Linked DNA regions of Homo sapiens: region 2 is linked to region 1. Evidence: chromatin contacts called from ENCODE Hi-C or POLR2A ChIA-PET data. All regions are on one chromosome and are shown on one strand. Each heading gives the region's core, a stretch centred on a gene start or an enhancer-like site at or near the end of the contact. The rest is flanking DNA. Distances are from core to core; before and after follow the strand shown. Region 1 overlaps LOC124903162. Region 2 has its middle 51 kb from the start of LINC00548.

Region 1 (3,050 bases), core at 297-2,796:
TATTCTGCCTTCACCACCTGTGGTTTTGTGCAAGGTATAAAACTTGTTTCTCTTTTGAAAAAATATTGGGTTAAGTCGTATCTACTGTATAAAGATGCGTAAGTTTTACGACCCGAATTAAAAGACAGAGTCTGGGATGATGCCCAACACACAGTACATCCTTCTAAACATCAGCTTTCCTTGTAACCCATCTGACATTGAATGTCAAACAACTGCTTAATAAAAATCCACATTAGTTAAAGAGGCTTGAAATTTGAAAACAAATTATATAGCACTTCCATGTCATAGGTTACAGTTCCTAGACATTTCAATATCAGAGACAAGTAAAGTTGGAAAAACAACAACAACAACAACAAATCAATCAGGATTGGTAGCAAGGTAGAATTGCCAGCTTTTAAAATTTTGGCCAAGTAAGTTTGTTAAAGCAAAAGTCTCATCTGCTCTCATTATCCTTTCAAAAACAAGGTCACAGTGACTAATCAATCTTCACTAGGGATGGACACTTGTCCTAATTAAACAGACATATGTAGGTCACATATGTATTCTTATTATACATCCAATGCATATGAGCATTGTCCTTCCATTCCCTGCTATTTACAATTCACTGTGCGTGTGTGACAGTTTGTCCCATTCTGCTACCAAGATGGGGCTGTTAGTGGGAAACCATGGTCTTCATAAGTAAACTTATTTATGTACTTTTATGTGTAAAGTAGCCTCTGCTACTTTCCTTCTTTTCCCTTTTTACTTTTCTCTCTAAGACCCCTACCCCTGTGTACACCCCCGTGTGTGTTTACAAACACACATAACGCTTATGGTGCATTGGGCGCCCAATCTACCCCAATTTTTTCAGAAATAAGCCAACTGAATCGCAAGTGCCATACATTTTGATTCTGTACCCTTTCCCCCTCCTCCTTGAAGTCAAACGGAAAAAGTTGCTCCTTCCCTTTCCTCGGGAGCCTACTGAGCCTTCTCTAGGAGAGAGGGCCCTCCTTTCTTTAGCCTCCACTGGGTTTCGGGGCTGCCTGGCTGTGCTGACCCTTCTGGGCAGAGAACAAGGTACACAGAAAGCACAGCAGCCTCCTCCCTTCCCCTCCTGTGGCTTCAGTGGGCTTGGGGCATCTGCAGGGCTTCCCGCCGTCTCCTCGTCTCAGCGGCAACTTCTCCTCCTGTCCTGGCAGGAGTCCTAGGAAAGAAGGGCTTTTGAGTCAGTCGGTTTGTCTCCGTGCTCCTTTCCTTCTTGGTAGGAGAAGGCAGGCGACCTCTGGGCAGACGCCTGGGCTGCTTTCATGAGCTGGGAATCTGCACCGTCGCCCCCAGCTTGGAGTCGGGGGCGAGGGCTAAGCGTGCGGGAGTGGGATGGGAAACTGGACTGCTCTCCACCTCCTACTGATTTGAGTTCTCACACTGCGACCTCATGTGTTGTGAATTATAGAAATGCCAGACACACCCACAATTAAATATAAGCACCCAAAGGCTTTTGAACGCCAGTGTTAAGGGACTTTGAATGCTCCCTTGTTCGCGCCGCCTCCACACGGCTCACTTCCCTTACACCCAGTGGGGTGGAGCTTCTACCAGCTTGCACCCCACTGCGCTGGCCTGTTTCTGCTGCTTTCCTTTACCTTTCTGCCGCCAGGAACACGCCAGGCCGTGCTGGGATCGCATTTTCCTTGCAAGGGCAGTGACCCTTTTGTAGATATATTTCGTCTCTATGGGAGGTCTCTCTATGGTCAGAAAGGAACACACAGAAAATCCATTAAGCCCAATATCCAATCTCTTTCTGGGGTAATAGATGTCAGCGCTACTCGCTGAGATCTGAGTGAGAAATCTGCAGCCTCCTGGAGCTGAGTGCGGCTGAACTCATTGATCCAGCTGGCGGGCCACACGGACATGCAGCACGGTGCTACCTCTCTCCTCAAGGGGCCCAGACCCTGCAATACGCAGGTGGCAGTCACGCACAGAGGGTGGCCAGGGACTTCGCCTCTTCTGTCTGTTCCCTCCCCCACCCCCTGCTGTTTAGTGGAGCAGGTTCTGGCAATGCATGGGGGAAGGAGCCAGCAAGGAAGTGGGGTGGGGTGCACGTTTAAGCTGGGCTTTATCTTTTTTGGGCTTGTAAGTCTCTTTTGAAGTGATTTGGACCATAAAGAACAACGGTGCTTGTTTTTCATTTGGGAGGCTTCAGTTCTACCAAGAAGCGTCTTAAGTGTTAAGAGATTCACTGAGGTTGGCGCGCTCTCTCTTCATGTGGTTCACAGTTCTCATGTTTTACTTATTTTTGATGTGGTAGCTGTAGCCAATGAAAGCTATTCCCCACCCCCCCCTCCCCGGCCCCAGTTCAAAGTTATAAACTGAGAGTTTTGGGTTTCTGTCTTCAACGTTTCCTCTCTTTGACGTCTCTGTAGGACCAAAAATGCCAGTTTTTCAGTCACTCCCAGAGCCTTCATAGGGGCCAGTGGGTGGCTTGGGAAGGAACATGGGGGGAATTTGGCCTTCTGCCTTGGCGGGTATCCCTGAGTGCAGACCGGGTTCCAGGAACTATGTTAAGAGCTGAGGATGCCTTGGACACTCCCACCTTACCTGGGGACAGAGAGAGGACTCCACCATGCTCTCTTGAATGCCACCAACATCCTCTTAAATTGGCAAATCCAAAGATTGTTTTCAGTTTTCATAATCCTTTACCTCCTTCCAGTTCTAGATCCTGGTGACCCTCCCGTCTTTATTCATTGTTTTATTCAGTATATACCTAATAAGTGGCTAATTCATGTGCTATGGGGAGTGGCACAGCATCATGGTTAAAGGCAGGCTCTGGTGTCAGAGCGTCTGTCTGCACAGCCAGCCCTGACGTGTCTTAGATGTGTGACACAGGTAAGTTATGCAGCCTCTCTGGGGCTCAGTTTCCTCACCTATTAAATGGAGTTAATAATATTACCTATCTCATAAGGTTTTGTGAAGATTAGATAATACAAGAGACGTGCTTAGAACAGTGCCCTGGCACATTGTAGGTGCTCAATAAATAATGGCTGCTGTTACTGTGGTCTCTTCTCTCCCAGAGC
Region 2 (3,050 bases), core at 398-2,897, 84 kb before region 1:
GGGCTCCTCAGCTTCTGCTTCTTCTTCTTCTTTTAAAAGAAACAGGTTCTCATTCTGTTGCCTAGGCTGGAGTGCAGAGGTGTGATTGTAGCTCACTGCAGCCTCAAACTCTTGGGCTCAAGCGGTCCTCCCGCTTCAACCTCCCAAGGAGCTGAGATTATAGGCACACACCACCATACCTAGATAATTTTTAAATTTTTTGTAGACAGAGGGTCTCACTACGTTGCCCAGGCTGGTCTCGAGCTCCTGGCCTCAAGAGATCCTTCTGCGTTGGCCACTGAAAGTGTTGGGATTACAGGTGTGAGCCACCAAGCCCCGCCTGTTCAGCTTCTTCATGCTTCTTTGCAGGTTACTGAGGTGGCAGATTTTGCATGAGCTCATCTCTTTGGTCTTTAGGAGTTCCAGGGGTGACTCTCACTTCTCCAGATGCCTAAAAGCCTGAATAGGTTATTTTGGCAACACAAGTGGGTGAATCAGAGCTACCAAGATAAGGGTTTTATAGATTTATATACATATATAATCTTTCTTCTTAGCTACATCTTGGAAGGCTGAATGCCTCAGGAAAAACATGATGCTTTTTCTGTGTTTTACCTCATGTTTCTTTGGGAGAATATAGAGGTCAAAGGAAGTTGCAAACTAGCTCTTAGAAGGCAAATCTAGGTACATCTTGATCTTCCACCTCCATCATTTATCTTTGCAAAAGACTCTGTCATCTTGTGTGTTGATGACTCACAGCTCGGTGGGGGAGGCAGGGCAGAGCTTCTCTCCCTGTGTGAGAAGGAGAAAATGCCATGTCTACCCAGCCACCTGAAAACACCTTCCCTGACAATAAAGGGAGGACTGTGCTCTAGGGAAAGACAGGACAGACCAGAAAAGTGGACCTGTTGGAAGCAGACAGCTGGCCGTGGGGAGAAAAGTGGGGTGGAGCCAGGGACACAAGACATTGGGTGGCTTGGCTGATTGCATCACGTCTGGCAAGAAGCTTGGTTCTACTGAGTTACTCTTTGCTTGGAGAAAATAGTTTAGGGAATAGCCATGGGCTTGTTGTGTGGAATGGAAACATACCCAGAATGAAAAGATTTTTAAATTGGCACCACTTGAGGTCAGATTTTAAATGGTCACACAGCATGAGCCAAATTGACTACATGCAGAGAAGCAACAAGCCACCCCGGTTGCTTATATTATTTTAATAACAGAAAGAATGCATTAGGAATTCCAGGCAAGACTTCCACCTGGACACAGTCCCAGATTCTAACTCATCTGTGCATGCCTTTTCAAATCAGCCTTTCACAAAGAGGCTGTTTTTCTCTGCAATCTCTTTCCTACCCATAAAGGAATCTGAGGTTCCTCCTTCCAGCTTCGGTTGTAGGAAGCAAGAACCCTGAGAGTGCTGCCTTGAGACAGGTGGCTCTGTGGAAGGCCACTAAGAAAACTGCCATGCAGTTCGGGGTGGCCTTAAATTCAAATAACAAAGCCTATCTCGGGAGGTGGCGTGAGGCATGCCTGGCCCCTTTCTCTGGCTTGGACTGGCTTGGACATGGTGGCTCCTGGAACCGAGAGAGGACTGAGTGTGGTAGTTGCTCCTGTCAGTCTCTGGGGTGGGGCCTGGGTGTCTCTGAGTGACGTTTGGCCTCCGCTAGCTCCACTCATGTGGCAGGAAGATGCCTGTAGCTCTTGCCGACCACTCTGAGCCACAAGGCAGGAAGGAAAACCGTGTGTGTGGCCTGATAATAATTAGGGTCCTTCCTTACACCTGGAACATTGCTGACACTGAAAAATGAATGCTGCTGTCATGCTTGTTAATTTTACCCTCTTGGGTCCTGAATGGCTCACTTAGCACTTGACTATTTTTCCAAGTCACAGAGACCAGACTAGATTTTTCTGGAAGGGAGTCAATTCTGTTCTCAGCCACAGATGGATCAAAAAGGAAAAATCTCATTGCTGTAAACATGTTGGAGCCTCCTGGCTGTGTTGTATTCACCTTCTTCAATCTGGGGGGAGTCTCTGGAGTCAGGTTAGGTTAGAGTCTTGACTCTACTAGCACTTGCCTCTAGTGAGCTTGGATTTGTTACTTAATATTCCTGAGCCATTTTTCCCTCATTTGTTGAAAAAAAATATAACAGTTGTTAAGAGGATTAATTGCAAAGTTCTTAGCACATGGCCTGGCACATAGGAGGTGCTCAAAGGGAGTATTGATGTAATTAAGAGACTTACCATGGAGTCAGGTTTAAGAAATCTCTGGAAGTGGAATCCTGGGAAGTGATGAAATGGGAATACCCTAAGTTGCTCCCCTGTGCCCACTTCTGGGGAGATGTCACCATTGTTATGGCACCCAAATTTCTGGGCAATTAGGGATCTGTGTTAGACCCAGATACCAACAGGAAGTGGCTCTTTCTGCTGATGGTGTTTATAACAAACCCCATGGACCAGCTCTCAAAAAGAGAACCCAGCCTCCTTAGCAAACTCAGCTGTGGAGTATAAGCTCCTCTAAGGGAAAAACCTCATTTGCTTTTGTGCACTACTTTGTCCTATGCAGAGTATGGCATATCATGGGGACTCATTTTGAGGTGAAGAAAGTGATGATGGAGGAGCACAGAGCTGAGGGCCCCATGTCGATTCCTGCGTCAAGCTGCAACTCATGTTGTGCCGAGCACAGTCAAGGGAAATGGAGCTTGCTATCACAGGATATTAATTTGGTTCTTGGGGACTTGCTTTGGGCAATTGCAGAGACACAAACTAAGATGGCTTTATTAATAGAAGAAAATGTCCTGGCACATAGACTGCTCAGGATGTAAAGAAATAAGAAACTGATCCAAGAAACAGCTGTATCTTAGCTACACTGGTTGAAGGTTATCACTAGTTTCTTAGGGGGAGAAAATTTAGGACCAGGTTCAATTGTCTAGAATATCTAGTGAAATAATAGACAATTCTCATTACAGAATACCAGTCCAGTCTTCTCAAAAAGTCTTATTGTCAATTTCATATGGGGTTCAGTTAAAGACTTCCTCCAGATACTACTGACTGTTAGAATCAAGGTTCTAGCCTGGTGT

What was found. A loop is a pair of places that touch in the nucleus more often than their neighbours do. ChIA-PET counts read pairs that join two places held with the same protein, here RNA polymerase II (POLR2A). Pooled maps may share reads with other maps.
Region 2: a loop to region 1 is called in a map of dorsolateral prefrontal cortex, with 11 times the contacts of the local background. The contact joins two enhancer-like sites. A Hi-C loop is called at or near these places in 7 of 168 maps with a recorded cell type or tissue (aorta, ascending aorta, dorsolateral prefrontal cortex and 2 more) and 9 of 50 pooled maps. POLR2A ChIA-PET finds 5 or more read pairs at or near these places in 3 of 52 experiments (CD4-positive, alpha-beta T cell, MCF 10A and activated B cell).

Annotation. Positions count from the first base shown.
Region 1 is chr13:40,186,592-40,189,641 of GRCh38, reverse strand. The region is part of intron 1 of LOC124903162; the gene reads left to right. LINC00332 (long intergenic non-protein coding RNA 332) reads right to left here. Exons shown (of 4, transcript NR_046870.1): 3 at 1,620-1,721; 4 at 612-1,183. Among named protein-coding and RNA genes, the nearest start is that of LINC00332, 6.3 kb to the right of the region's middle. Within about 2 kb of position 1,546, at least 4 of the 41 ENCODE cell types and tissues checked have a DNase peak (open chromatin) inside an H3K27ac peak, as active enhancers do.
Region 2 is chr13:40,270,293-40,273,342 of GRCh38, reverse strand. No RefSeq gene overlaps it. Among named protein-coding and RNA genes, the nearest start is that of LINC00548, 51 kb to the right of the region's middle. Within about 2 kb of position 1,647, at least 23 of the 41 ENCODE cell types and tissues checked have a DNase peak (open chromatin) inside an H3K27ac peak, as active enhancers do.